Regions from separate parts of the Mus musculus genome. Here regions 1, 2, 3 and 4 are each linked to region 5. Evidence: chromatin loops called from intact Hi-C (ENCODE). Cell type or tissue: left cerebral cortex. All regions are shown on one strand. Each heading gives the region's core, and the rest is flanking DNA. Links, peaks and the distances in the headings are about the cores only. Region 1 has its middle 12 kb from the start of Gja8. Region 2 has its middle 35 kb from the start of Gja8. Region 3 has its middle 20 kb from the start of Gja8. Region 4 holds the start of Acp6 (acid phosphatase 6, lysophosphatidic). Region 5 overlaps Zfp697 (zinc finger protein 697).

Region 1 (6,014 bases), core at 454-5,453, 1.5 Mb after region 5:
AAAGTGCCCATGGAGATCACAAAAGGGTATCTTAGCTAATTTGTTTAGTGCTGTGAAGAGGCACCATGGCCAAGGATACTTGCATAAGAAAGGGTTTATTGGGGGCTTACAGTGTCAGAGAGTGAGCCCAGGACCATTATGATGGGAGCATGGCAGCAGACATCTTGGCATGCCACTGGGGCAGCAGCTATGAGCTTACATCATGAACTACAAGCATGAGATAGAGAGAGCCAACTGGGGATTCTGTGGGCTTTTGAAACTTGTAGTCCCACCCCCGAGACACACCTTCCCTCAACAAGGCCACACCTCCTAATACTTCTCAAACAGTTTCACTAACTGGAAACCAAGAATCCACATCCTCACTGAAACCACTACAGAGGGTGTCGGATCCCCTGGAGCTAGCATTACAAGCATCTGCAGCACGTGGGTGCTGGGATCTAAACTCCAGTCCTCAGGATGAGGCAGCAAGCCTTCTTAACGACTGCTCTGTCTTCCCAGCCCCTGGTTTAAATGAGATGCTTCGGATTGAACCCCAAGCCCTGTGCAGGCTAAGCACGGTCTTTACTCCCAAGCTCTCTCTCCAGACCCTAAATTATATTTTATACAGAAAGGAACTAAGCCGCATGAACCCCGTCAGCTTTCCTGAGATCCTATAGCAAGAATGGTAAAGTGCAGAGGTGAAACACCTGGCTTTGCATTATCCTCACTGCATTTTTTAAAAGTTTTTCTGGGGCCGGAGAGATGGCACAGCAGTTGGGAGCGCTCGCTCCTTTTGCAGAGGACTCAGGTTTGGCTCCCAGCACCCATGTGATGCCTTCACAACCATCTCTAGCTCCAGCTCCCAGGGACCCCCCCCCCTCTTCTGACCTCCACAGACACCAGGGATGCACTTGGTGCACTATACGTGCAGGCAAAACACTTGTACATGAAATAATTTTTAATTATAAATACTTGGGGTGGGTGAATTCGTTCACATGCCCACATACATGTGAGGTACACATGAGCGTAGGCATGTGCGTGATACAATACTCACATGGAAGTCAGAGAAGGCCAGTTCAGGCATCAGTCCTCAGCTTCCACACTGTGGAAGTGCTGCCTACACTGTGTTGGCTCCTTTTCAAACTTCCAAGGATTCTGTTCCCACCTCCCATCTTGACTCCGGAGCACTGTAATTACAGACTTCTATGTCCAACTTTACATCTCTACCCTTACAAAGTGAGCTCTTTACCCACTAAGCCATCTCCCCGGCCCCTACCCTCACTGTATGCTGGCTAAGTGTCTGTCACCAAGTAAAAGCCAGTCTGTGGGCCAAGTTCTTTACATAGATTATTTCATTAAGTCCCCATAACAGTCATTCCCCACCTCAAATGTCAAAAAACTAAGATTTAGAAGAATTAGCCAAATTCCCTGTAGATAGAAAGTGGGCTCTGAGATTGCCGACAGAGCCCAGAAATACAGAAAATACTAAGGCACGGTGATAAGCCACGACTGCAGTCTCCCTAGAAGACTCTAATCTGGAGGATATGAAAATACAGCTGCGGGCCTAGGACAGAAGTTCCCCGGTACTTTCCACTCTTCTGGACTTTACAATAGGCCAAGGGAAGAATGGAGCCTTGCCCAAGAACTTGAAGTCTCTGTTGGTTCAGCTATCCAGCTAGCAGCAGAGGAGACTTCCTCCCTACTGCCTCCCTTAGCATTAGAACCCACAGTAGCAGGGACTTCCTGCAAGCAGGTCTGTCTGGGATTTGCAGGCTTGGGACTCAAATTCACACAATCTCAGGTGTAACTCTTAGAATCGATTCTGAACAATGCTAACTTACACCCACTACGTTTCCTTCTGCTCTTATCACCCCTGGTTCAGGCAGGGGCACAGCAGGGCTCTGCAGGCCCAGCAGAAATGCAAGCAGGTCTGGGAGGGGTAAAGGGAAGGAATGTAGTAGAGAAGCGTATTTGGATTTGGTCATTTGGGACTGAGACCAACAGATGGTAGGACAAAGATCACGGTTATGAGAGGGGCTTTTGAGGGAGGAGGAGGAGGGAAAAGGAGGAGGGAGAGGAGGAGGAAGATGACGACGACGACAACCACCACCACCACTACCAACAACAGCAACAACCATCCCTGAGGGTCACCTAACCCCACCAGGATAGTGAGAAGGACATTAGAAGACCAGAATAATTGTGGCCACCGAATAAAAAGTTACACACGCACACCCCATCTTCCTGCCTGCCGTTCCCTGTCCCTTCATTTCCACGCCCATTATTCTGGTGTGACAGAGTTCCCCTGATGCTCTCAGGCTCTAAAGCCGGAACAGCAGCACCCCCTCGTGGTCAAGGCTCACCAATGGTCCAGGCTGATTCTTTGCTCGATTACCCAGGCAGGAGGTAATGGCATGCTGAAATGAGTTCCTTAGATTTCTGGCTGTTCAATGGCTTCTGTAAATGGCACCGCCTCACTCCCGCTACCTTTTCAGCCCGTTTTACCCACAGATAAGATATATAACTACCTACAATGCTCCAATGTGACCTGTTGGATCTTTTTTTTTAAGATAGATTTATTTTTATGTTATGTGTGTGAGTGCTTCACCTGCATGTCAGGGCACTGGGGGCATACCCGAGGCTTATGGAGGCCAGAAGATAGCACTGAATCCCCTGTAACTAGAGTTGCAGATGGCTGCAACCATGTGGGACTAGGAACCCAGCCCAGGTCATCTGCAAGAGCAGCCAGTGCCCTTAAGAGCTGACCTCTCTCCAGCCCATGCAATGCATTTTGATGATAGATTGTCCTTGGGGAGGGCAGATTTTTTTTTTCATGATTTAATAAATCAGTAGCTCTGGGCTGAAGAGGAAAAGAAAACTCTATCTTTGCTCCCATTTGGGGCCATTCTGCCATGTTGAAGCAGGCTGGTTTTCATTCATTTTAAACCCAAATCAATCAATCAATCAATCAATCAACCTCTTAAATCAGGCAACATCACATGTGCACCTCTAATGAATAATTAATTTGGCAGAAGAGAGAAAAATCACACCCAGCCATTGGGTGGATAGAGGAGTTGGGGAGTAAACCGTGCTGACCATGTAATGGTCCAGGCTTTCTCAAGAGGTGAAGGAAGCTCCAATGGTCAAACCGGGGCTAATATCCACCAAGCTCTCCCTGTGTCTGTGCAGACACATTGTCGTAGTCATTGTGTCTGGACTCCAGCAAGTTCGCCCTCCCCACAGGTGCTCCCCTGCCTCTGTTAAGAGAAAGTCAGAAGCAGGTGGATCTGGGAGGATGGTGTGGCACAGACACAGCCCTGTCATCTGAGGGCAGGGCCTGAAGTCTAGACCTATCCTGGCCACAGGCAGGGAGTGAGCCGGGCAAAAGGGAGCTAGGAGCCAGCCCGTTTCCATAGATACCGATTTCACTTGCATTTTATGACAGCTGTGCTAGGCTGCCTGGAGAGGCATTGTTTAGACGCCTGGGGGACTGGCTTGGAAGGAAAATGCAGTAAGAGCGATTTCTCATAAAGCCTGGTGCTTTCCCTCACTAAGGGGCAGCCCTGGTAGGACCATTCCCTTTAGGTATGTGAGCAGCTAGAAATGTCAACCTCAGACACCATGAAGGTCATCCAAAATGACCCTTAGAAGCAAGCCATTGTCAGGACCACTCAACCCTGAGCCCAGTGTGAGAGTCTCCCTGGGACTTATGTGAAGAATCTCACCCTGGTCTTCTGCGGGACCTAGAAGAAAACCTGGGAAAACTTCCCCTGTGCCCCAGTTGAAGCCAATGACTGACTCCTGAGAACCTGCAGTGCTATGTCTTGCTTTTCCATCTCCACTCCTACATCTCACCTACCCAGAAGGCCTGTCTCTGCTCACACTCAGCTTCTTACCGCACACATCACCAGGTTCTCTCCTTTGCTAGGGCTTCATAAACTAGATTGAGCAAGATGGATCTCCTGTGCTCAGCAATCTCAGACACTGGTGGGAGAGACAGACACATAAATGAACCATCGAGAACAAGAGAACAGTAGGGTCAGAGGAGACTTTCAAGAGAAACTAAAGCTTCAATGAGGCCTCAAGACATGAGTCAGGGTTCAATGTAGAGGCATTGCATAGGCAGAAGCTTGGCAGTAAGAAGGAGGGTAATGGGAATCGGGACCCCAACGGGTCGCAGATGCTGAGAGTTGAGTACAAAGACATCAGTGGCAAGAGATGGGCAGGAGTAAGAGATGAGCAACACCCCCCCCATGCACCATGCTACAGACCCAAGCTGCCCCTGACCCCCCACGCTGCCCCCTCCTCCTCTCCTCTCCCTCCTCCTCCCTCTCCTCTTCCTCCTCTTCCTCCTCCTCTTCTTCCTCCTCTTCCTCCTCCTGCCCTTCCAGGTGCCTTGCAGCAGGTCCATGAGTGACTCATTGATAGCAAGCCACAGAGAGGTTTAAGTACAGGAAGGACATGACTAGGTTTGTGTTTCAAAAAGACTGTTTTGATTTCCAGACCCAACCTCCACTCATTCCCCAGCACAGTTTACTTAGCCTGAGACAAGTTCTGACCACAATAAAGTTTACATCAAAAAGTTAAAACTCTACAGGAAGTATAGGAGCACTTTCGTGTCATATGTGAGACCCTGAGTTGATCCCCAACACCACACCAGAAAAAAACCAACACATACAAACAAACAAACAAACAAACAAACAAAAAGTAAGAAAAAGGCAAGTTCTTTGGAACTGTGAAACTTACTTCATGCAGAGACCGACTTCAGAGTCGTTTATCCTCTGGCTGTGTTGATGGTGCCATCTAGTGGTAGAACTGTATGTAGATCGCCCTCAAGCTTGCTTCTGAAGAATTGTCTTAACAGCTTGTATTATTATCTTATTAAATCCCCCCAAACATCTCAATGATGGAATGTGTCACTATTATTTCCATATTAGAGGCTAAGATTCCAAGGAATGGTAACTTTACGTGGAGCCTCCGGGGGCTTAGGGACTGCAGTTGGGGACTCCCTCTTGTTTGCCGTTATTCCCTCTTCAAAGATGAGGGAACTGAAGCCCTTCATGATTGACAGACTAACTAAATTGCACCATAGGCAATGAAGTTTTCCTGCCTCCATTTCCACATTTTCCCCAGGAAAATGTTGACACATTCAATATGTTTATTTGAGGCAAAATAAAATGAAATGGCAAAGGGAAAAGACCCATTCTTCCTTTCTTTTCTTTTTAATTCAAGGCAACTGTCCCTGGCTGCAGTTTTACTTGTCATGAATGTCAGCCAAGGTGCAGCTGTAGGCCAGACTTGAGTAATTGTAGGAAGGACAATTGCAACCAAAATATACAAGGTGTGGGGACCCAGGAGCTCGACCCCAGAGGTTGAACGGGTTTTATTTCTACAGACTATGCAGCTGGTTTTTGCATAACAAAATGTTTCCCAGGATCAGAGGGGGATGTTGGGGTTCAGGTTATGAGTCTGAAGTAAAACTCTCACTGAGATAACAGAGCACCTCAGCCTTTGCTCCTGTCTGAAAGCTCAGGGGCAGCCTCTGGGAGCTGCTCACATCCTCTGCTTTTAGCCTACCTCCGAAGGCACCAGCAGCCACTCAGAGTGCTTTCCTCTGTGTGCTCCTGATTCTCTCACCCTCGTTTTTGTCTCCCCTTCTCCACCTAAGGACCCCTGAAATTAGGCCAGGCTCATCAGTCCTCTAAGAATAATAGCCTGGGACTCAGCCTGCCCCAGCGTGCCCAAGTTCAGATTCCCCCAACACCCACATGCAACTGGGTGTGATAGCACGTGCCTGTAACCCCTGGGGCTTGAGAGCCAGCCAATCAGCCAGCTGGCGAGCACCAAGTTCAGTGAGATTGTCTCAAGAGGTGAAAGGTGAAGAGAATATGTCTCATGTCGACTCCTAATGTGTGCACAGAGTCACATATATACATACATGGGGGAGGGAGAGGAAGGAGAAGAGGAGGAAAGGGAAGAGGAAGAGGAAGAAGAACAGGGTTGAACTAGGGCAAGAACTTAATCAGGAAAGCGTTTGC
Region 2 (6,014 bases), core at 311-5,310, 1.4 Mb after region 5:
GAAACTACTTAATGTGATAGTATAGTATTAAATAAATAGACCTGAGTCTGACACCCCTTGGCCAGGCTGTCCCCCAGCCCTGTGGCATGGGGCATTTCCTGGCCTGTCAGAATGAAGGCCAGTAGCTGGTTGCTGACCTCAAGCCTGCCAAAGAATGGCACCACAGCTGTCTGAGTGTGGCTTGAGGTTTGGTGACAACTAAAGACTCCTTTAACTTCATTGACAAATCAATTGCATTCTTGTCAAAGTATCTGACCCATCCGTAACAGAGCGGCCACATCAGAGAGTAGAATCTAACAATAAAACCTCTCACATTCTTGTCTGCCCTGATCTCCCTAAACCAGCCCGGCACCTGCGGCTCCTTGGCAACACGTTTGCTGGCTGTTCTATTACAGGGAGTGTGGTTGCCTTTTGTAGGAGATTTCCTGCCGCCTTTCAGCCAGTGACTAAACTGGCTGCAGCTAATTCTGCTGGGAAGTACCAGCTGCTTTCCCACAATCCTGCAGCCATTTCCATGAATCAATTTGGGAGCATTGTAGACCCTTGAAAAGCAGCCATAAGGCTCTGGTGCCTGATAGCTTTAGTGGGATTTAGCATCCTCAGCAATGGGCTGAACTTAAAAAAAAAAAAAAAAAAAAAAAAAAAAAAAAACCATAGAATCTATTAGCAGCTGCCCCTGAAAATGCCTGTGTGGTTTTGAGCAAGATAAAGAATCTCTCTATTCTCAAGGCTGATAGGATGATCTCAACCCATACCTGTGGTCGAGGAGTGTATAAGGAAAAACAGGGTGCGCCTAGCGCGTCTCAAGTTCTGTATCAAGAAAAGATGGCATACGCAACTGTATTGCTGCAGTTATCCAGTGTTTAGTGGAAGGGAGCAATGTAAAAGCCCAGCCCTGATAAAACAAGAAAGATGCCACGTATGAACTTGTTCACTGAGCATGTATGCAAGGTCATAAGCAGACAGGGATGGCCTAGCATGGTCCCTGTTCTCACAGAGCAGAGTCTAGGAGGGAAGATAAAACTAACCAGGTTCACAAGTATAAGGAATGACAGAAAGGAAAAATAGCAGTGTTAGTGGTCAATGAAATGGGTATTGGTGTTGTTGTTGTTGTTGTTGTTGTTGTTGTTGTTGTTGTTGTTACCAAGCGAGTGAACAGTTAAGTCAGAAGAGGGTTGGCACCCAGAACTCCTGCTTCGTCTTCTGAGAGCTGCAGTTTATCCCTTGGATCCATTAGCAGTTTATGATCATGATCATCAGAATAGCATACACTTTGTATGTGCTCCATACATACTCTGCCTACACTCTGCACACGCTCTGCACATGCTCTGCACACGCTCTGCATACGCTCTGCACACACTCTGCACACACTGCACACACTCTGCACACACTCTGCACATGCTCTGCACACACTCTGCACACGCTCTGCACATGCTCTCATAAGGCTGATGTGAAGGCCAAATAAGAAAGGCCTCAAGAGCTGGATGGTAGTGGAGCATGACGCCTTTGATCCTAGCACTCAGGAGGCAGAGGCAGGCGGATCTCTAAGTTTGATGCCAACCTGCTCTACAGAGCTAGTTTCAGTCTATCCAGGGCTACAAAAAGAATACCTGTCTTGAAAACCCAAAACCAAAAAGAAAAAAAAAGGAAGGGAGAGAAGGTAAGGAGGCAGGCAGACAGAGGCTGGCCTTACAAACACATTTTTAGAAAGCCTCATAGATGTGAGACTCTGTTGCAGCTCAGGGCCTCATACAACACTGGAAAGTGGCCACATTAGCTTGTCCTGCCCACTCAGTAGAAGTTATGGTACCCACATCTCTGTACTTACCAGAGGTGTTTGCACCTCGCCCTACTGAGAACTGTACAATATGCCTGTTCCCAGACTGCCTGCCTTAGCCTGCTGGCCTTTGCCCTCTCTTAGTCAACATTTTAAACACTAAATCAGTCAAAACCCAGGAAGGTGTTTATCAATGTAGAACACAACAAATGAAGCTGAAAATAGAAAACACAGAGACTGTCAGGGGCCTGAGATGATCTCCCCAAGTTACAGGATGAAGCATAACCGAGGTAGACGTAAGGCCCTGCAGTTAGCTTTACCAAAGCCCATACAGCAAGAAGAGAAGAGACTTTGGGACACTTCAGCTTCCCCATCTGGAGAGAGTTTGCTGTTGTTTCCAGAGAGCGGGAATCTATCTCATTTAGTCACATAGGAATTTATTACAGGAATGCAGTTTATTAGAGTAAACATTCACTCTGACTTACTCTTTTGATTGCAAACCTGGTATTTCCTGATTTAACTTTAATGTGGTTTCAGGTATATGGATGTACTCTGCTCTTCCTCACCTATAATGTTGAAGATACATAGTCGACATTTTATATACATATAAATACACATACATATAATACACATAACATACACGTATAATATACATACATATATCTTGTTCAGAATGAGACAGTGAGGCACTGCTGGACATTGGCAGAGTCATAATATTCCCTTCTAAAACTCGAAAGTCCTACCTTTTCTATAACGTCTACCTCCTCTAAAGAACTCTTCCCAGTGAGTCACATAACTGTCACTATGTCCCCACACGCAGATGTCGGGAGGGGAGCTTTGGGTGTGTGTGGAGGGTGAACCTGAAGAGGATGAGCCACTGCTCTGAACGGAAACTCTGTACTTCCCAATCCACTCGCTCAAAATTCAGTTCTGGGTGAGAGCTTTCGAAAGACAGCAGTCATGCCTTATACTTTATAAAATCTTCAATGTTCTCACAAGCGTGTACATGTATTGAGTACCCAATAAACAGTAGCAGAATAACGTGGTAGAATGAGCCTCAGTGTGTTCCATCACACCTAAATTTGAATAACAGGTTAGTGAGTTTCCTTCTAGATATTCTGGTTTTTAAAAAAATTAATCTTCAAAAGGTTCATAAAAATACCCTCTTTATAACGAGTTTTCCGAGCTTGAAATGCCAGCACTGGCTTCACTAAGCCCAAGAGCAATATTTCTTTAAATGGGAGAGTAAAAATAAGATTCGCTGCTGCCAGTCTTCCTAAGTTCCTGTACAGACCTCAGATATCTGCGGCTTCTGGCCCCCAGCAGCCCACAGTCCCTGAAGCCCAGTCCCTCAATACTCCCTAAAGTCACAGGAAGGCAGCTGTTCTGGTTTAACTCAGCTGAGGCTGCGTAGGGCTGTCTGGGAAGCACGGGGTTTCCTTTCTCTGCCGCTGCCCTTCCAACAGCATCCGTTTTTTTGCACTTCAACAAACGTTTGACTGCTCACTGTGTTCCAGGCAACCTAAGGCCAAAAGAGACTCCAAAGTCTACGGGGTGTGATTCTACCCTCCAGGAGCTGGGTCTGCTGAGAACTGCGAGTACACTTCCACAAACTAGTTTCCTACAGAGCGGAGAATGACAACAGCCAAAGGCTCGGGGAGCTTCCCAGGATTCCAAAGTGGGCAATTATCTCTAACTCTGGTGAAAAAAAGAAAAACCCCTGCTCTGCAGGAATAATGGGTGGCATTTGAGTCATGCTTATCAGAGCCAGCTAGGGAGGTGGAGAGGGCATTTAGGCAGAATTGCCTAGGTAAAGCTTAGAGGGAAACAGAGCGGGAGGCCTTTACATCAAGGCACCAGACACAAATGGTGCACAGACATACGTGATGGTGGTTAACCATGGAATAGTGGGCAAGAAATGTAATATGGCCACAGCGCCTACATCCTGTCAACAACCTCTGGGCAAGCTTGGAGGTAGAACCCATTGTCACACCTTGTGTTGACTCTGTTCCGACCTGACACCTTGAGCATAGTCTTAAAAGAGAGCACGGAGAACCCAGTGGAACCCTGTATAAATTCCCCACCCAGAAAAATATAGCAAATGTCTAGTTTCAAGCCACAGAGTTTCTGAGGAGATTTGTCATGAAGTACTAGGTAGCTAATGTACCTGAGAAGGCTGGGAGACAAATTCAGGGCCAAACTGATGATGTGTCTGAGCTATGAGCTTCTATAGCTAATGCAGAACTGGGAGATGTTGAAGGTTTGAGCAACGACAGGATCGGAGATCAGTTTTTCAGACTTGACCTGGTAACAACACACAAGAGAAGACAGAACTTCGTGTTCCCCAATTCCCTGGGATACCTCAATGCCATGAAGGCTTGATGAGCAGTGAAGAAAACCTGATCAACAGTGACAATCGAAGAAACTGGAAGACAGGAGAGCCATGAGTTAGACTTAAGTGGCCTTGGCTGTAGTCAGAAGGTTGGAGGGAGGTGAAGGGGGCGGGGCACAGAACAAAATATGATCCCCAAGATAATGAGGAGCTGGAGAGAACTTAAGTTTGGTTCCCTGCATGGCACCTCACAATCACCTGTAACTCTAGCTCCATGGGGCCTGATGCCATCCCTGGCACCAGGGGCACCAGGCACACACATAGTGTGCGGGCATAAAAGTGGGGAAAGCACTTATGCACAAAAGATAAATGAGTCTTTTAAAAAATGAACAATTAACGAAAACAAAGTTGGAGATATGGAAGCACCATTGATAAGAAAGACAGAATGAAAAGTGGGCCTCAGGAAGGAAACTATTCAGTTTAAAGTACCAGGGAAGCATGGGTGGGTTTGATACTGAACTAAAGATGAATCCAGGAGTTTGGGTGTCACTTACAGGTCAGAATCCACACCTTCATGCGAGAGCCCGTGTGACCCGGCTGTTATCCTCAGGTGAGGATAGAATTGGGGATCTGAGTCTCACAATTTAATCTTGAAATCACGGAAGTCCCAACTTAGGGAAACTCGCTGCCTCATTGTCACGGATGCCAGAACGAATGGGGTCCTGTAGAGAAAGCCCACATCAAAAGGACTTACCGAAGGAGCAGTTAAAGCTCCAGATCTCATTGCAGATAAAATCCATATTCATATTGGGAAAAAGGCTACCTTGTAGAAACATGCAGTATATAATGCCAGTCTCCAAGAGAGGAGAAAGATTTCCACCTCACAGAACGAAACAGTCTAGAAATTGGCTGCGCAACAGTATGAAAACAATACCAAACTATCCCTGCAAATGGCATTGAGATAATAAATATAATGCTATTTGTATTTCCCCATTTAAAAAAAAAGATTATTTGATTAAAACTTCCTAGCACCTCATCAACAGACTTCTAGTAATATCAAAAAAAATCATTAACATAGAGATAATTTACTAACTACTTCCTACATGCCTTGTAAATTAGTAATCACACACACAAAACTGCATGCAATGAGATAGCTGCTGTTGATGTCAGATAGACTAGGAAATGTGCACAAGGCACAGAGTTGATTAGCAACAGAGACAATGACCATTTGGACCGCGATCTCTGGTCCTAATAATGTACGTCTTACTACACAACCCTGCCACTGGCTGAAACATAGGGGGTTATGCTTTTTGAGTTATGCTTTTTGTTTACATTTTTAATATTTTGAGAAGTTCATGCATGAATACTATGTTTGCAATATTTTCAACCTTCCCTCTATGCCTCCAAGTCCTTCATGTCTCCCCATTCCCTTTCAACTCCACAATCTCTTCTTACTACACACACACACACACACACACACACACACACACACAAAACCTACCAGGTAGCTCATCCCTAGAGAAGACTGGTTCTCTCTCTAAGTAGCCATTGCTTGCCTGTAGCCCTTCACTGGGATGGAGCCTTCTAAGATTGTCCCCATCCACAATGGGATGTCAACTGGTAGTGTCATTATACAGGTTTTGTTTAGGCAACCATGTTGTTGATGTTTTATGGGTGTAACTTTTCTGTCATGTCTAAAAGACACAATCTTGCAGTAACTTTCTGGTCCTCTGGTTTGTACAAGCTTTCTGTCCTATATTCTGTCCCTTGTTCCTGGATCTCAGCCATAGGGGTGTAGATAGGCCAATGGCCTATGTCCCTTACACTCGTTCATTCTCTGTATTTTGGCCAATTTTGTACCACCATAGTAGTCCCTATCTGTTGCAAAAAGAAGCTTCTTTGATG
Region 3 (6,014 bases), core at 522-5,521, 1.5 Mb after region 5:
TAGTATCTAATACAGTCAAACTGAAGCAGCGTGGCACCGGGCTGTAAGACACTTGGAGACTGGCTAATATCCCTCACTGACCTCCTACTTACAAGAGCGGTACATTGTACTTATTAGCTGAGGAAAGAGAAGAAGTTCCAAAATGAAGGAAAGGGGTCCGAGAAAAAAAAGCATGGGAAACAGTAGATATGGCAGAAGGGAAGGGAAGGACCATCTGTAGCATCCCCGAGATGTTTGTAGCATCCCCAAGATATTTTTACAATGTCTACTTGAACTGTGGTGATAAATGAATGTTCCCAGCCAAGGGATTTCTGAATTGCTACTTTTACTCTGGAAATTCCACCAGGACATGAATGCAAGAAAGAAGGAGCCAGTGACCACCACCAGAAGTTGCCCAGTCAGGCAGTGATGGGTAGCACGTGCTTTCCCTCTGGCTAACTATGCCAGCTGGTTGTTTCATTGATCTAATTAATTTGACCCTTCATGTTTTAGTATCAAAATTTCTTACCCTACTTAATTAAGGGTCAGCAGAGTTTTATTAATATTCATTTTAACTAATATGCCTTCAAGGGACTTATGTTTTATTGAAGGTACCTGTCGAGTTAGCTGAAAAGCATCATGCAGTTTAATGAAGTCCATAAAGATAGGCATGAACAGAATGGACCACCCCAAAGGAACAACGGGTCATTTGTTCTTTTTCCTTCTATTTTTTTTTTCCAGAAAACTAGAAATGATCACACTAACTGCAAATACCCAAACAAGTTTGTCAAGGATAATGCAGTATAGATATTTGCTAGACCAGAAAATGACTATATTAAAAGAAATGCATCAGCCACCTTCCCCTACTGTGGCACTAGCTTCTTTCATTGACTATATTCAGCATTATATTATAGCATTGTGCTTATTCTTTCTATCGTTCTTGAGTTAAAGTTAGGGCTGGAGATAGCCTATTCTTAAGCTAAGTTAATTATCTCCTAAGTAGGTATAAACACAAACTCCACCTGACAATGCCAGTGGTTAGTTTAGGGACATTATGAAAATCATTAAACAAGACTAACACACAGGAGAAAAAAGTTCCCTTTGGGACCAAAGCCATTCTGTTTCCAAGAATAGAGGAAATGGCAGCATGGAGAATCATAATGTTAGAGATGTAATGTTCTGAAAGGCAGCTGGAGAGGACTCAAAGGGGCCAACCAGACTGATGTCTGTGATGTCATCTTGATTTGAGCTGATGGATGCCCAGACCTGGGTGTGTCTTCACAAAGGTTTTCTGGGAAGAGATTAGCATTTGTGTCAACAGACAGGGTAAATCTGTTGGGTAAAAACAGGCTGGGAAGATCTGCCTTTCCCAGTGCAGGTGGGCATCATCTAATCCCCGAGGCCTGGGTAGAAAAATAAAGACAGAAAGAAGAGGTGAGTCCTTTCCCTCGATTACCCTCAGATAGCCATCTTATCAGGGCAGTCTTCTAGGCCCTCGTAGCTACACTCCACCCCACCCCACCTCATCCCACCCCATCCTACCCCATCCCATCCATCACACCCCATCACACCACATCACACCCCAACCCACCCATCACACCCCTCCTCAGCACCCCAGCTCTGCTCTCAGGCCCTCAGCCAGAGACTAGGAGTTGTACAATCAGCTCCTGTAGAGCTCAGATCTTTGGCCTTGAACTAGAGAACTCTGCCAGGTTTCTGTCCTTTATCATCTCCTGAGCCAATTGTGCTTCCTGTAATAAGCCACCTCCTATTTATCTATCTGCCTGTCTACTTATCTATCCAATACCTGTTTGCTTATCAACCTATCCTATGCAATTCTCCCTCTATTTCATCTCCCAGTATGCTTCAGCAGTCAACAAAAGAGAAGCCAACTGGCTTTGTTATCAGGAAATTTCCAACCCCAGGAATGACTCTCCAAAATGAAATTTAAAAGCATCAATTTCAAGTGAGAAACATTAAAAGAACAGAGTTATGCATAAACCAGGAGACATATCTGCCAGGGCCCTCCTTCTTAAAAGGTTGGATCTAATTATACAGGGAGACATAAAGGTGACAGAGACAGTGGGAATGACCTGCGGAGATTCACATTACCCTAGCCAAGGTAGGAGGGTTAAAGGGGAACATTGGTGTTTCTCTAAATAGAAATGACTCAATGTGGCGATGATTTGGGAACCTTTCTCCTTTCTCTGTGACACGAGGGTCTTGGTCTTTTGTGCTCTTCTACATTTGACAATGATGGCAAGTCTGCTCCTTTTATCCAAGAGCTCTTCAGACTGGTTCCAGTTTACCTTAATGCACATGTGAAGGAGCAAATCTCCACCCCAACCTCAGAGAAGACATCTTACTTGTAATCCTCTCATTTCAAGACCTAGATAGATGACTTGGCAGTTAAGGACACTTGACGCTCGTGCAGAGGGACCAGGTTCGGTTTGCAGCACTTACAGGAGATTCACAACCATCTGTGACTCCTCTAACATCGCCTTCTGATCTCTGCAGGTACCAGGCTTGCACATGATGCATATATATGCATGCAAACAAAACACTCTTACACATGAAATAACTATGAATAAAATAAAATGAGGTAAAGAAGCCATTTCCACGAATGCCTGGTTTGCAACTCCATTGTGAGCTCTTTTCTCCCCTGGTTTTTTGTTTGTTTGGTTGGTTGGTTGGTTTTGGTTTTTTGTGAAGAGAAAGTGAAGTAAGTTTCGAGGTATTGGCTTGGGTCTCCTGCTTCTGCTTCCACCTCTCAAGGCAGGTACCGCATAGTGGGGAGCACACATTTACAGTTCAAGTCTAGACGGAAATCCTGGTTCTCACCCTTCTTAGCATAATGACTTTGCATAAATAAATTGATAGGTTTACTCCAGAGCTGGGGATATAGATCGGTGGTTGATCTATATCTGGCACATGAAAGATCCAGCATCCAAAAATATAATAATCTAAAAATTGTGTGTGTGCACGTGTGTGTGTGTGTGTATGTGTGTGTGTGTGTGTGTGTGTGTGTGTGTGTGTGTGTGCACGTGTGTACTCCCATCTGTGAAATGGAGTCAAATGAGATACTTTATAGATCTTGCAGGACATACATAAAGGTACCAGTCATATTGTACGTACTTAGTAAGTGCTCTGTTTTCATCCTGTCCCTGCTCACAACCACCAGCTATGTCCCTTGACTGTAACTGTCTAACAAGAACTAGACTTTCAGTCCCCGACAGCACAAGATAGATAGTAGCACACCTTTCTGCTTTACAATTTAATCAATAAATTGTGCTTTTTAAAACAGAATTATTTTTGGTCAGGTTACCAATCATCAGCAGATGATGCACTCAGAGAGCTGTGCTGGTCTCTCTGGTCCGGTAACTGAGAGCCACGTCCCGAATTCAGTCAGGAGCCCTTCAGGAGGAGTCTGGAGAAGGAAACTGTCTGGCTTCAAAAGAGAAACCACAACATTTCCTCCTTCCCACCTTTCTTCTCCTACCAGCCTCAGGTGACTGTCATTCCCTCTCTGTTTCTGGGTTCTATTTTGGTAGATTCCACATTGTGAGTTGGTACAATGCTTGTCTTTTTGTGCTTGACTTATTTTCATTGGTACAATGGCTTCCAGATTGTGATCTGTGTTATAATAATTGATGGGCTATCATCCCACATAAGGCTAAGTAGTGTTCTGTTGTATCTATATTTTATCTTCCGTTTTGGTTGTTTTGTTTTTGAGACTGTGTCTTGCAATGTTGTCCAAGATGGTGCTGAACTCAATGGGTGGAAGTTACTTTCCACTTCTGCCTCCTGCGTAGCTAGGGCTACAGATGTGCACATCCATGCTCAACTTATTCTACATCTTCTTCATCATCCACTCATCCACTGATGGAAATTCAGGTTGTTTCTATATCTAGACTATGACCAAAAGGTAGAAACTTTAACAGAAACAGAAGTAAGTTTTAAGATCTCTTGCACGGTAGCTTGAGTACAGTCTATAGTAGTGTATGGTGTTGGCCATCTCAAAATAACTAAAAGAGTAGATTTCAAGTGATGCACCAGGAAAAGTAATAGAGAAGTAGATGAAAATGTTAATTGGATCAGTTTAATAATGGCATAGTGTATAGACGAATCAAAGCATAATGTCATACTCTATAAGGATACGCAGTGATGGTTTGTCAATCAAGAAGTAATACTAATCAATAGTTGAAGTAATTAATTTTAAAGAGTGGGGAAATACAGGCAGAAACAGTATCCTGGCTTTACATAGAAGCAAACTTGTGTCCACTCAGAGACTAACCCAAATCCAAATATGGATGGCATATGGCATTATTCAGTCTTTGGTGACCACTTTGCAACTATAGAAGAGCCTTCATATTGCAACACACACACCAGACAAGATTCACTTTATGGACATTTAGAACTCTTATTTTCTAAAGTGATAGTGGTTTATGTGTGTATATTATTTCTTGAGGACAAGGACCATGTTTAACTCTTTAGCATTTGTATTTTAGACCAAATGCATATATAGAAAGAAAGCACTCAATAAATATTTATTGAAAGAAAAGAGATATGGCATTTATATAGTCATCACTAATAAAATATTTTAATAACTCTAAAAGTCTTAGCTGGAAAATTAATCTAATGCCAAATCAAACATCATGACATTTTCTAAAGCCCAAAGCAAATATTGTTTTGAATGATCCAGGCAACTACTTCACAGATAACCAGAAAAGGGCCATACAGCCCTCTAACCCTCCCTGCTAATCTTCATCCTAGCTAGGAAATCAGCAAAATATTTTCTTCCTGGCTCCATGTTGCCAGATTTACTTAGACAATCGTGTGCCATAAGTTCTGGTTTCAGGACATGGAGACATCAAGCTGGAACTTCCTGCTGAGTAGCTTTCATAATGGCTAAAGATGCTATGCAGGCTTGGGGGCAGCAATGATGCTATTCTACCAATCTTCCAGGCAAGATGTGCCCACTGGTGTAATAGTGGCATAGTTGTTACGGGTATAACCAATCACTTCTGATGATTGGACTTCAAATCTACTCCACAGCTGGAAATTTATGTCTGTTATGTAACCCTGTTCAACATTCCATGGCTGGGAAGTTCATAGGTCCTATGGAGGGTGGGGAGTTATTACTAATAAATGGATTTATTACTATTGTTTTGCTAAATGGATATGTGCTCATCAAATCATCTTCTAGATATTTGTGTTTTATGCCTATGGATTATTTCTGATGGCAGCTTTGGTCAAAGGACCTTTTTTTTTTTTTTAAGTAGGTGGCAGCAAGTGACTATAGAGTGCTCAGCCTTACAGAGAACATTTCTATCACATACCCTACTCCAAGGCTCAGAGACCATCACAGAAGACGAGGTGGAAGACAGTTGAGTAGAGTAGTATGGAACACTGTCTTCCAGCATGACATGGACGGTGCACTCAGGAACTCACAGCAGCTGTAATTACGTGCACTATGTTGGTCCTCTCAGCATTCCATTTTGGAAGGAGGGGTGCTCATAAGGCTGCACCCCTCCCTGAGGATCTACAAGCAATTAATGGTTTCTGGAGGAAGAAAAGTCATTTTCTTCGGTGCACCTAGTAAGTCTCCTATGATCCTGAAAATAACCCCTTATCTATGCTTCTATAAGCAAGCCAATTAAACTCATTGGGCCACAGAGGAGAAAAAAGACGTGAAAGTATAGAAAGGGGAAGTTGGAAGGATCAGTGGAGTCAGAGTGGGGTAAGAGAGTAACTAGGACTGAATGTGATCAAAAAGTCATAACAAAGCCATTGTTACAATTAATTCATTTATGATCATCAAAGTTGTTATCCATAATTGTTTCTCCAGATTAATTTTTAGAATTAACAGCATACTCTTTATTCTAATGATTTTATTCATAATTCTCACAGACATTTTCTTTCTTTTTTAATTTTTTTTCTTCAAATTTTCTCGTCAGTGTCTCTAAAACTAAGTAGTCAGAAATACACAATGTAAACCCTGAGATGGGCTCTATTTTTGGCCTTACTCTGGATTC
Region 4 (6,014 bases), core at 631-5,630, 1.2 Mb after region 5:
GACACAGCTCCATCTGGGGATGGAATTGGGAGGTAGGCAGTAATGAAGAAGGATGAAAATGGCTTTGGTTTTGAGCTTGTGTGGCTACTGACAGGGCAGCAGCAGGAAAGCTGTTGTTGCTTCAGGTCAGGTTAGGGTAAGGTACCTCCAGTTTGTTCTCACTCTTGGCACAGTCCCCTAAGTCTGATCTGGATCTGTCCCATCTCTCTCCTTCACTGTAGTGTAAATCCTTTTAGAGCTTAGACCAAGGCTCCATTCTGGTTAAAGCCACAGAACCCAACACATAGGTCCACAGGGCCACTCAGACACCGTAGATGCAATCTCTAAGCACATTTACCAACAGAGGACCTATGGTGCTTCCCAGGGGCAACTCCTGATGACCAGGTCATGTTGAGTCTAAGCACATGATTCACAGTTTCAAGCATGGATGACATATCCATTCATACACGCTGTCCAGTCTGTGAGTAAAGGGGAACTCAGACCAGACACAGTGACAGGAGGCTGAGGGAAGAGTACTCGGAGTCCAATGGCCAATGCAGCCACGCGGGTGCTGGGAACTTACGCAGAGTCTTCTCCAAGAACAGTCAATGCTCTTGACTGCTGGGCACTGCTCCGGCCCCCTGGGCATGAATATCACCCCAGAAGAGTTCAATACCAAGGCCAGGCTTCAAATCAAGATCTTGTTTCAGAGGCTGGGGTTAGGGGAGAGACAGCTTGATAATTTTGCCTCATACAGTCACATAAATATATACACATCATCTTTAATGAGAAAATTAGGGGGGGTAGGGAGATGGCTCGGGGGTTAAGAGCACTTACTGATCTTCCAGAAGACAAGGACTCAGTTCCCAGCATCTACAAGGACGCTTACAACCTCCTGCAACTCCAGTTCTAGGGGCTCTAATGGCTCTCTGGCCGCCAAGATCACCAGGACCTCTTGTGGTGCACAGATTTACACAAAGGCAAACACACACACAACCATCAACAAAAGAAAAATAATAACTCTTAAAAGAAAATTGGGTGATAGCAATACGTAGAATATAACTTAATGTGACTGATTCGCAGCAAGGGGGAAAAGACAGTAAGAAGCAAATGTAAGGACAAAAGGAATGGAAAGCTAACAAAAACTACATACGGCCAACAGCGCATGTCTATTGTGAAGGGGTACAGATTCTGGACTACACTCTCTGGCTTTTAGAACTTGCCTAGACAAGTTCAAAGATACAAGCAAGACAAAGCTCAAGAGAAGTATACCACCCCTAAAGTGAAAATTTTCTCCCTCGGGGCATCATAAGGGGATAGTGGAATGAAGTGGACAGGTTTCCGGTAGTCAGAGCAATGGGTTCTGTGGGACTGTTTGTCCCTGTTCATTCAATTTAGTACAAAGATCCCACCATATCACAACCCTAGGAAGGCAACGTCACAGTGGGATGGATTGGTTACATCCCATGTTATATGTATATATGTATATATGTATACACACACATACATACATACATACATACACACACACAGAGAGAGAGAGAGAGAGAGAGAGAGAGAGATCTCCTGACCTTCCAGGATAAGGTCTCAGGAAACAAGCAATGAATGGCCTTGTACATAAGGCATCACAGGAATTTTTAAGTTGCCGAACTCTGAGCCTCATTCCAGGCTAATCGCATCTGGGATTTTATGGGGTGTGGTGTCCACTTCTCAGTGCTATAGTGCCCAGATACTTCTAAAGCACCAGAGGAGAAGTGTTCTTGCAATGCTCAGATACCCTGTACCAATTAAATCTGAATCTCTAGGAGGAAGACCCAGGCATGATTTTTTTTTAACACGTATGAACGTTTTGGCAGCATGCACATCTATCTGAGCACACATGTGTCTGGTGGCCACAGAGCCCAGAGTACAGCGGAACCCCTAGAACTGAAGGGCTCCATTCAGAGAAGCCATGCAGGTGCTGGGAACTGAAGCAGCATCCTCTACAAGAGCAGTAAATGCTCTTAACTGCTGAGCCATTGCTCCAAGCCCCCATACTATCTCTGAAGAATTCAATATCCTGCCAGGGTTTAGAACCCAGTGGAGTGAGGAACTGGCACATCCTTCATAGATCCACCTCGGCTGAGCTTTGGGCAGGAATTAAGCAACACAGCAGGCTTCCCAGCTCAACCACACTGTCAAAGGCAGACAGGAACTTAACAAGGGACTGGGCTAGGCTCAACTTCATAAGAGTTGAAAGACCTCCCTACCGGGGGTCACCTTGCCGCTGTCTGGAAGAAGCCTGGGGGAAAGTTTAAAGTCGAGTTCAAAAGTTTGCTTGAAAGTGAATTGGGAGCTACTCTGAAGGCCAGAAACATGTTCAACTAAGTTCCATGATTTTATTTCCAAAGCACAGATCAACTGTTACCCAAACCGATAAGAAAACAATTCAGCCAAACTTGTATTGTTTCGAACAATGCCTCTTTGTAAGGACCCGTGAGAAGACTGACCTGATGACAGCACGCCTGTCTATAAACCAGTCAGAAATCAGAAATCGTAGCAAAGGTAACTTTAGTCTTATCATTGTCGCTGTGTAGTCTGTTCTGACAAGAGCAGAATAAGGAAGGCTAGAAAACTCAATAACCATGGATTTTGAAAAGAAACCTTGAGAGACAATATCCAGAAACAGGTTCAGATATATATATATACATACACACACACACACACACACACATATATATATACATATATATATACACATATATATACATATATATACACACACATATATACATATATATACATACATATATATACATATATATACATACATACATATATATATATATACATATATATATACACACACACATGATATATAACATATATTCATATATCCTATTATATTAGAGTCAGTCACAGGAGGCTGATGGCATTTCCTCACAACCAGAGCTGGCTCCATCCCAGGCTTTTATTCACAGAACTTTATCCAAGAAAACCAGACGTGCTTTCTGCCTAGGGCTGGCGAGAGAACTCGCAGCTAAGCGTGCTTGCTCTGGGGACAGCAGCCAAAGCACCGCCACGAGGAGCAGAACCACCTGTAACTCCAGTCCCAGGAGAGCCAACGGCCTCTTCCAGCTTCTCTGGCCTACACACCCACACACCCCTAAGTCTTTTTTAAATTTAAAGTAGCAGCCTACAGTCTGCCGTGTATGAGTGGGACGTTAAAGCAACGGTCCTGCTCATTCTACAAAGCAAGGCCATGGAACTACATTCTCCACAGTTTGGAGCTACAGGAAGAAAAGCTAACGAAGCTGGGATTATTGGGAGCTTCCACCATAAAGGTGTAAGATTCCCATCACACACCAACTGGTTCACACACGTACACACACACTCCCTGGAAGGATTTAAACCTTTTTTTTTTTTTTTTTTTTCCAATTCAAAGAGGCAGGAGTAATGTAATGAATATCTTCCCAGTAATGAACTGAGTGGGGTTGGTTTTCTTCCCAGTCCCCTCAACAAAGAATGGGGATAATTTGTCAGTGAAGCCAGTCCTATACTGGAATCCACCAGTTCTATACTGGAATCCACCAGTTCTATACTGGAATCCACCAGTTCTATACTGGAATCCACCAGTACAGGCTGGTATTGATAGGTATTTGCACTGTCTATATACACTGGGTCTAGATCCAGACAAACTTTTATTCTCTGCTATTACTGCTAACTTTGTCTAAAACATAAATATATCTCTCTAACACTCTTTAATAAGAATAGAGAGAGAGGAGGGGTGCAAAGAGGTGGGCATGTGTAGACAAAATGATAAGACAACCTGAGAGATCTAATGTTAAAGGCGTAGAGTGGGTTGCAGTGCCAGACAGAAAGTAGTACAGCCATAGGAACAGGCTAACTGGAGACCTGGTAAACAAACACCTGCTAAAAGATATTTATTTATGTGAGAGCTGCCCTGGTTGCTTGGCTTTTTCATGTGTAACCCTCTTTAAAGACCAGATCTTGGGTTGAAACTATAACTCACAGCCCTTCAGGAAAACAGAAATGACCATTAAGAGTATTTGCAACTGAACAAATACAGACTCCATGGGTAAATTCAACCCGGGGTGTTAGGGACTTCTGGTGCCCTTTTCTTGTATACTGTTAGGGGTTATTTTTTAAACAAAAAGCTAATTATTTGTGCTTTAATCATAATTATCCTGACTTATAGCCACAAAATTAGTTAATTAACTTTCCCTCCTTCTTACCACAAATCCTTTCCAGATTTCTAAACCTGACCTTAAAGAACCCCAAGATACAGTCCTTGTCCGCAATAAGACTTCACAAGATCTCAAATGGTCTCTGGCAAGCCCACAAGAAAAATCTGTATTAAGATCTGGTTCCAAAGGTGCCAGCTTGCTCTGTACTGCGGAAGCACTAAAGGTATCTCCTGGTACAATGATCTCTGTTATTAACAACCAGGCACTTACAAGGTCCTTGAACTCAAGTTCAACCACAGAACTACGAAACGTGACCCAACTCCACATCCGCAGAATCAGAATCTGCATTTAAATAAGAACCCCCGCCTGGGACATTCTTATGCATCTTTGAAAAGTTTCACTACACCAAGCAACTGAAAGTTTGGGGGGCAGGGGCTGCCCTAGCCAGGAAGGCTTACACACCACACCGGTGGTTTGGGATGAGCATGGGATGATGACTCCAGGCCACAGCCTGAGGGCCAGTCTACTGTTGTTTCCCTCTGGTCTGGACCCAGCCCGAGCCCCGACGGGGGACGCTAAAGTGTGTCCCCAAGAACCCCTCTGTGGGCCGCCTCTCACCTGCTCCTCCAGCGGGAGAGGCTTGAGCGGACTCCGTGCCCCGTGTCGAAACACCACCTGCACCATTTTCAGCTCCAGTAGGTTGCGGTCCACCGGACGCTGGCCATTAGGAGCCCGCTGCTCGGCCAGGGCCACCCGCCGCTGGTGGAAGCAGTAAGCCAGCGAGGTCAGGACACCCACGGGGACCCACACGCGCATGATGGAGGCTGTGGAAGCTGAGGGCTCCGCAGGCAACGCGGCTCAGCAGCTACTCAGAAGTTCGCGGGAACTGGAGGGCAAGTGCATCCAAGCTCTCAGAACAAGCGACTCTAGCGGGGCGACCCAGCGACAGTCAGGCCGGAGGTGGAGAGAAAGGGGTGGGAGCAGAAAGATTGTCTAGTAGTTTAAGCCTAGCGTCTGCCGGCCGCCCCTACTGCATGCAGGCTCAGTCAGGGCAGTTACTTGGACCTGAAACTTGCACTTCAAACCGTGTGAAGGGGAGGCCGCAAAAGCAGAAGTTCCTCGGACACCCGGGATTCGGGTCCACATTTTATAACCAAGCTCCCCACGCAATCTCCTGACCTCCCACGGACCTGCTCCAATTAAGTCTGCGCACAGGAGCACGGGAAAGTGAGTCCTGAGACTTCGTCCGATCTGGAAACTCAGACCCGTAAAAACTACAACTTCCACAATGCTATGCGCGGCCGAGGTCCCCAGGGAGGGCAGTTCCGTCGGCCCCCCGCCATGCTTAAGGTCCCGCCCCCCCCCCCCACGCCTCCCACGTTCCACTCCCAGTCCCGCCAGTCTTCAATTTAAGGCTGCCAAGAAGCCCCGGGTAATTAAGGGATTTCGTCTGTTTTTTTTTTTTTTTCCCTTGAGGCTTTGCCTGGGGTGAGTAGGGAGGAAATGAGGGTAAGGGGAGGCAGTGTTAGGATTGGTGGGCAAGGGGAGTAGTTTGAATGTGGAAGAATTCCCTGAAGTCCCCAAAGCAAGATTACTAAAGTCAAGACCTGAAACATCTATCAGCTGAGTGCTTCCTATTTGTGAAATTCCCTTTCCCCATTTTGTTTAAGAAAATTGAGCTAGGGATGTAGTTCAGCGGTAGAGCACTCTCGGGGCATGCGCAAAGCATTAGAGCCAGCGGTTTTTTTGTTTTGTTTTTGTTTTTTGTTTTTTCTCGAGTGATTATTAAGTACTTTTTTTAGAAAATTGTGAGAGAAAAAACAGTATTTCCCTGACCGGGAATCGAAC
Region 5 (6,014 bases), core at 422-5,421:
GGAGGGCTGCTTGCTACCTTGTTTCCCATGGCTTGCTCAGTCTGCTTTCTTATAGAACCTAGCACCACCTGCCCAGGAGTGGCCCCCACCCACAGTGGGCTGGGCCCTCTTGCATCGATCACTAATTGAGAAAATGCCTCACAGCTGGATCTCATGGAGGCATTTGCTCAGCTGAGGCACCTTCCTTTCTGATGACTCCAGCTTATGTCAAGTTGACTCCCAAACCAAGCCAGTGCACTCTCCAATTCTTCTGTTCCTCTAAAGCAGGTATTTTAAGTTTTGTCAGATGTAGGCTAAAGAACACAGGCTTATTTTAGCTGCAGACTGTCCCCTCTTGGCCATCATTCCTAACTCTGCACTCACAGTCCTTAGCCCAGAGGCTGGCTATAGCATTGCTCAATCAGTGATTGCGGATAGCTGCTCTTTGGACTTGCTTCCATGGTAAAATGCCTTTTTCTCCGAAGTCTTCACAGGCTAAGCAGCTTCAGCCTCCTATACCAGGGCCAGAGCAGCAGTAAAGGGTGCAGTGTCGGTCATGGTGGATAAAGTCCTGGTGTTTTAATGTTGACACACCAGGCCTTTCTTCAAACTGCCAGCCTGGCCGCTGGACTGGGAGGGGTGTCTTGGGGGGCGTTTCTTATCTAGTGCTGACCTCCCTTAATAGAGTGTGGGGGCATTGTGTGGAACTTGAAAGAGAGACCAGCACACCCTGGCCTCATGGCAGTTGTTCGTGGTTTTTGAACATTTGTAGAATCATTTAAGAAAAAAGTTCCATAAACTCAGCTAACAAGTGTGGGAAATTCATCAAGTTCTTATTTTGTTAATTCTGTGTTTGCTTTCTGTGAGCACGCAGCATGCTGGGAGAAGCAGGCGTTTATAAATAGCTTGTATAGTAGGCAGCCAGATAAGCACCAGAGGAGATACATCACATGCAAATGTGTTGCCTCAGGAGACAGTTTCATTGGGAAGTCCCAAAGAGCATTTTGGAAGGGGTATGAGATTAGAACTGCATTGTCATTTTAAAAATGTAGGTCTTCCGCATCGGCTCAGAGAAAGGGAAGGCTCTGAAGAGGGGGAGAAAACCAGGTGCAGGTGCAGCTTGGGCCAGGGGTGGGGATAGTAGAAGCATCCGGTGTAGCGTAGCGTGTTAGCTCTGGCTTGGGCCAGCCAGGGGTGGGGATAGTAGAAGCATCCGGCGTAGCGTGTTAGCTGCACTCTCCATTGCTGTGATCAAGAGCCTGACAAAGCGACCTGAGGAGGGTAACTTTTGGATTACAGCCTTGAGAAGATGCAGCTAAAGCCACGACAGGGAGAAAGAGGCAGCTGGCGGGTGTGTCCCCTCTGAGAGAAAGCAGAACAGAGATGCTCAGCTCAGCTCAGTTTCTCCTACGCATTCCGTCTGGGACCCATAGAATGGTGTCATGGACATTCAGGGTGGGTCTTTTATCATAGACATAGTCAAAGGCTTATCTCCTTAGATGATCTTAGATCTTGTCACGTTAACACTATTAACCACCAAGTGTAATGAAGGGCAAAGCTAGGGGGAAATCCATAAGGTAATGTGGGAAAAGCAAGCTTAGGTCTGTCTTTCCTTCATCCCTCCTTCTTTTCTCTTTTAGACAGGGTCTCAAGTACCCCAAGCTGGCCTTCAACTCCTCTTACAGCCAAGGATGACCATAAACTTCTGTTCTTCCTGTCTCCCCCTCCAGAGTGCTGAGATTATAGGAGTGTACTACAGAGCTAGCGATCCAATTCAGAGCTCCATGCAAGCTAGGCACACATTCTACCAACGGAGCAACATCCTCAGCATGCATTGTAAGAGTGTTGAGTATATTCCATGAAAATCCAGTGAGGGAGTTGGAGGAGAAGGTGCCACGGCACGCCAGGTTTGTGTTTCAGGAGGCTCACAGGGATATCAGGCTGGTGGATGGACTCATCCTGGATGGTGAGAGATGGGTGCGAAAGCACTAGGCAGAATGTACAGGCAGCCTGCAGGACGCAGCATGGAGTGCCTGCTAAAGGTTTTAACAGTTCAGACACGCAACTCTTTAGAGCAGATTCTCTGTTAGCAGAGACGCTTTGGGCTGCTCTTGCAAGCATTTCAGTGGCTCCCTGTGGCCTGTTGGATCATGCCCAAGCTTCCTAGACTGTATTTCAAGCATCCATTATCTTCCTCCTTTATGGTTCTCCCTACTGCAGTCAACAACAGACTCTCACAATGAAAATATTTAGGTCTTTTTTTAGGCCAAGTCAAACTGCTCACGGTCTCCAGCTTTGCCTTAGTTTATGGTCCTGAAGGTCCTCAGCTGAGGTGATCTGATATAAACCTCAGCCACTCGGTCACTCAGCCACTCACATGTAGGTAAACGCAGGCTTGGATGCTCACCTTGGCCTCCCCCTCTTAAGTTCAATAATGTTTCATCCTGCCAGGGCTCTGTGGGCCTCACACCGCTCCAAGCCATGACAGATTGTTATAACTCATGCAGGCTCCCAGGGGAGAGACCAAGATGAAACAGAGTGGGTGAGGCTCATCCACATACTCCTCTCTGCCTCTAATTCAACCATTTCTGCTTGGCTTCAGGGGCTCTATATATGAGTTTATGGGAGAATACATTTGAACAATTTCGATGCTGCAAAAGAGGGCTGTGAACACAGTCACCCATACCAACTTCCTTTTGATTGAAAAATGAACAAAAGAGGTAGAAGGAGTTTTCCATCTATTTGTTTCTAGACAGGCACCTACAGGAGCACGGAGGCACAGTGGCAGGGGCTTAAGCAATAGGAATAGGAACCTTGCCCTAGGGCCTCAAAATCCCACTGCCTGTTCCCAGGTACAGCAGTTGCTCTGTGTTATGTATTTTGAAAAACTTTGGAATCCTTGAGTCAAAAGGTGGTGGTCCTGGGAATCTTTACTGGGCAGGAGATGGTGAAGAAACCCAGGAAAGCCACGATAGGGATGTGCCGTGTTTGAGGGTGAGGATGGTTCGGCTGGGATGACTTCAAGGACCCACGACAGGAAAGCAACCTTCCCGGCTACCACCTGGGCCCAACCCTCTCTTGAAAAGGTCTAATAGAGGATTCGTTGCTCTCAGAAGTCGAACAGTACTTCCAAGACACCTGCCCCTCACAGACAATGTTGGCGCCAGGGTTTATTTTTGGCTTTTAGATACAGCCAAGCCTGCTCTATCCTTGGCACAGATGGAAAGAGGCTGTAGGCCAAAGCCGGAGTAGGAGTCTGCCTCATGAGAGGAAAACACCCAAAACTGCTACGCTCCCAACCTCTCCTCATCTCTGAGACAGTCTCCCTCATGCCAGACTGAAAGAAAGCATGCCCATGAGTACAGAGGGGGTGCCTATGAGTACAGAGTGGGTGCCTATGAGTTCAGAGGGGGGTGCCCATGAGTACAGAGGGGGTGCCCATGAGTGCAGAGGGGGGTGCCCATGAATGCAAAGGGGTGCCTATGAGTACAGAGGGGGTAGCATCAGTCTAGAGAGCTACATCTTACAACTGATCTCATTGGTTGCTGGGGCTGCCTCACCCCAAGTGTATTCAGTCAGTCAGCTCCACTTCGTCACTCAAGCTACACTATGTGACCTCCTCCTCTCCTGACCCAAGGCTCGAATCATGACCATTCAGTTTTCCAATGTGCCAACCTGTAAGAGTAATGACATGAGACCACCTGTGTCAGAATGTCTGTCAGAGGCAATGCCAGAGCCTTGTTTTTCCTCATCCACAAACCAAATGTTTTTTGGTGTCTATCATTCGTTCAGTGAGTACTTATTTATTGCCTTAAGTTATTATTTGCTAAACACTGATGTCAGTGCTTATACTGATCTCAGGAATATAGAAATAAGAATGCCAAAGCCTTTGACACAGAAGAGTTTATATACTAACGAGGGGACACATAACATAGCTGTTCCCCGAAGTATTTCCGAGATGATAAGGGTGCATTGCTCCGTTAATAAGTGACAGGTTGAGGGGCAATAAATAAATACGGGATATGGTGGAGTTAGAAGTGATGAAAGTTAAGATGGAAATTTTATCATGGCCTATTAAAATTTCAGTTGTGGGGCTGGAGCGATGGCTCAGCAGTTAAGAGCCACTGTGCTCTTCCAGAGGGCCTGGGTTCTGTTCCTAGAACCTACATTGGGTGGCTCTCAACTCTAGCTCCAGTGTATCTGGTGCCCTCTCCTGGCCTCTGTTGGTACCTGCATGCTTTTACACACACACACACACACACACACACACCACAACTAAAATAAAAAACAAATCTAAGAAGCTAGATTTCAGTTACATGCAAGGACATGGGCTATGAAAAAGATCAACTTGAGTTATTGCTTTCTCACTTCAACCTGTGGGTATTCTGGTGGTCTTTGAGCAGCCTCCAGTACGTTGGGAGAAACATATGAATAAGGAAGAAAAAAAAGGAAGGGAAGAAGGAAGTCAAAGAGAAATTTGTGTGCTACTGACCACGAATCAGGCATTTATTAAGTCGGCATGTGATGTTCTTCACAGGATAATGGACAGAGAAGGGGAGAAATCTATATACAAATGGACGTCTACTCCAGTAACCAAGCTGTGTCCTCTGTGATAAAGAATCCAACACAATTGGCCTCCTGGGCGCGGGTTGAGAGTGGCACTTTTAGGCTCTAGTGCTGTATTGAAGACTCAAGGTTAGTTACTGCTCCAAGTATGCTGAGTTCTCAGCAGAGATGTGGCCAGGTCAACATGAATATAAGGATGTCCATGTCAGGGAACCTGTAAGTGTTAATCTCAAATGCACATAATCTCACTGAGAAAATATCAGGTGACCAGGAAGAAGACCACAACTCACAGAACAAGACACTTCGTTCCCTGTTAGAGAGACTTCCACACTGTGGATACTTAAGAGAGCATTTTCATGGAACAAACGGATTTGTTCCTCCTGGACCCGTTACAAGTATTCATAGACTGTTTCCCCACAAACTCGTCAGTTAATTCTTTCAAGTTTCCCCATCCAAACCACCAGCCATTGTTGATGGATCGGTTTAAATCCGCTTTGCAGGGCATTCTCTTTCTAGATAAGATGTATTTCACAAGTCCACTCCACGCTCTGACAATGGAAGGATTTCCCTTTCCCATAGTTCCCCAGGGCTGCCCTTTAAGCAGTTTAGTGACAGCAGTTCACTCACTGCTGCTGTCTGCATACTGCATTGGATCTGTCTGTTGCCAGGGTTTTTTTAAGTTGAGACCAAGGGTAGGAGCTGCTACAACTGAAATGGACTACTTGGCTTTATAGGATTTGATTAGGTCTAGACACTATAGCAGTGCTTAGCCACCAGAGGCAGAGTAGGGACAGTTACCATGAAGGGCATCAGGGTCAGAGACATAACCAGGTTTGACCCCTTTGAATTTTGGGGCTGAAGATGTGGATGAATGGTTAAGGGCATCAGCTGCTTTTCCAGAGAACCCGGGTTGATTCCCAGAACCCACATGGCAGCTAATGACCATCTGTAATGCCAATTCCAGAGGTTCCAATGCCCTCTTCTGGTCTCTATGGGCACCAGGCATGAATGTGGTGCAGACAGACATGCAGACAAATGCTGATGCATACTCAGTTTTTAAAAATTCAATGAATGGACTACCCGGGCCTGACCTGGGGCACAAGCCCCTTCCGCTCCACTTGAGCCCCGAGGTACCTTGCCAGCAGAGGCGCCCGACACCCGCAAGGGCCCACACAGGATTCCCCACGGGATCCTAAGACCTCTGGTGAGTGGAACACAGCGCCTGCCCCAATCCAATCGCGCAGAACCTGAGTCTGCGGTACATAGGGAAGCAGGCTACCCGGGCTTGATCTGGGGCACAAACCCCTTCCGCTCCACTCGAGCCCCGGGCTACCTTGCCAGCGGAGTCGCCTGACACCCACAAGGTCCCACACAGGATTCCCCACGGGATCCTAAGACCTCTAGTGAGTGGAACACAACTCCTGCCAGGAGTCCGGTTCGAACACCAGATATCTGGGTACCTTCCCTGC

Evidence for each region. Hi-C counts contacts between places; a loop is a spot of excess contacts. Peaks named below come from ENCODE experiments on the same cell type or tissue, not always from the same donor. Only the 100,000 strongest peaks of a DNase experiment are listed, where the experiment ranks them.
Region 1: a loop joins it to region 5, with 30 times the contacts of the local background. A loop is called at or near these places in 9 of 42 quality-filtered maps.
Region 2: a loop joins it to region 5, with 29 times the contacts of the local background. A loop is called at or near these places in 2 of 42 quality-filtered maps.
Region 3: it touches region 5 in a loop (38-fold over the local background); 8 of 42 quality-filtered maps call a loop at or near these places.
Region 4: it touches region 5 in a loop (27-fold over the local background); 4 of 42 quality-filtered maps call a loop at or near these places.

Annotation. Positions count from the first base shown.
Region 1 is chr3:96,935,200-96,941,213 of GRCm38, reverse strand. No RefSeq gene overlaps it. Among named protein-coding and RNA genes, the nearest start is that of Gja8, 12 kb to the right of the region's middle. In left cerebral cortex, for the core only: CTCF peaks have their summits at 2,335 (motif pointing left), 4,632 and 4,781 (motif pointing left); DNase peaks (open chromatin) are centred at 2,316, 3,437, 3,810 and 4,791; H3K4me3 peaks cover 330 bases.
Region 2 is chr3:96,957,947-96,963,960 of GRCm38, reverse strand. No RefSeq gene overlaps it. Among named protein-coding and RNA genes, the nearest start is that of Gja8, 35 kb to the right of the region's middle. In left cerebral cortex, for the core only: no CTCF peak of the experiment used is centred there; DNase peaks (open chromatin) are centred at 427 and 3,307.
Region 3 is chr3:96,942,555-96,948,568 of GRCm38, reverse strand. No RefSeq gene overlaps it. Among named protein-coding and RNA genes, the nearest start is that of Gja8, 20 kb to the right of the region's middle. In left cerebral cortex, for the core only: no CTCF peak of the experiment used is centred there; no DNase peak of the experiment used is centred there.
Region 4 is chr3:97,158,136-97,164,149 of GRCm38, reverse strand. Acp6 (acid phosphatase 6, lysophosphatidic) reads right to left here and starts at 5,373. Exons shown (of 10, transcript NM_019800.4): 1 at 4,785-5,373. The coding sequence starts at 4,982. n-TEctc12 (a tRNA gene) reads right to left here; the gene lies at 5,994-6,014. In left cerebral cortex, for the core only: no CTCF peak of the experiment used is centred there; DNase peaks (open chromatin) are centred at 3,094 and 5,407; H3K4me3 peaks cover 1,403 bases; H3K27ac peaks cover 801 bases.
Region 5 is chr3:98,401,866-98,407,879 of GRCm38, reverse strand. All of the region lies in intron 1 of Zfp697 (zinc finger protein 697), which reads right to left. Among named protein-coding and RNA genes, the nearest start is that of Zfp697, 22 kb to the right of the region's middle. In left cerebral cortex, for the core only: no CTCF peak of the experiment used is centred there; DNase peaks (open chromatin) are centred at 907, 1,302 and 3,202; H3K27ac peaks cover 316 bases.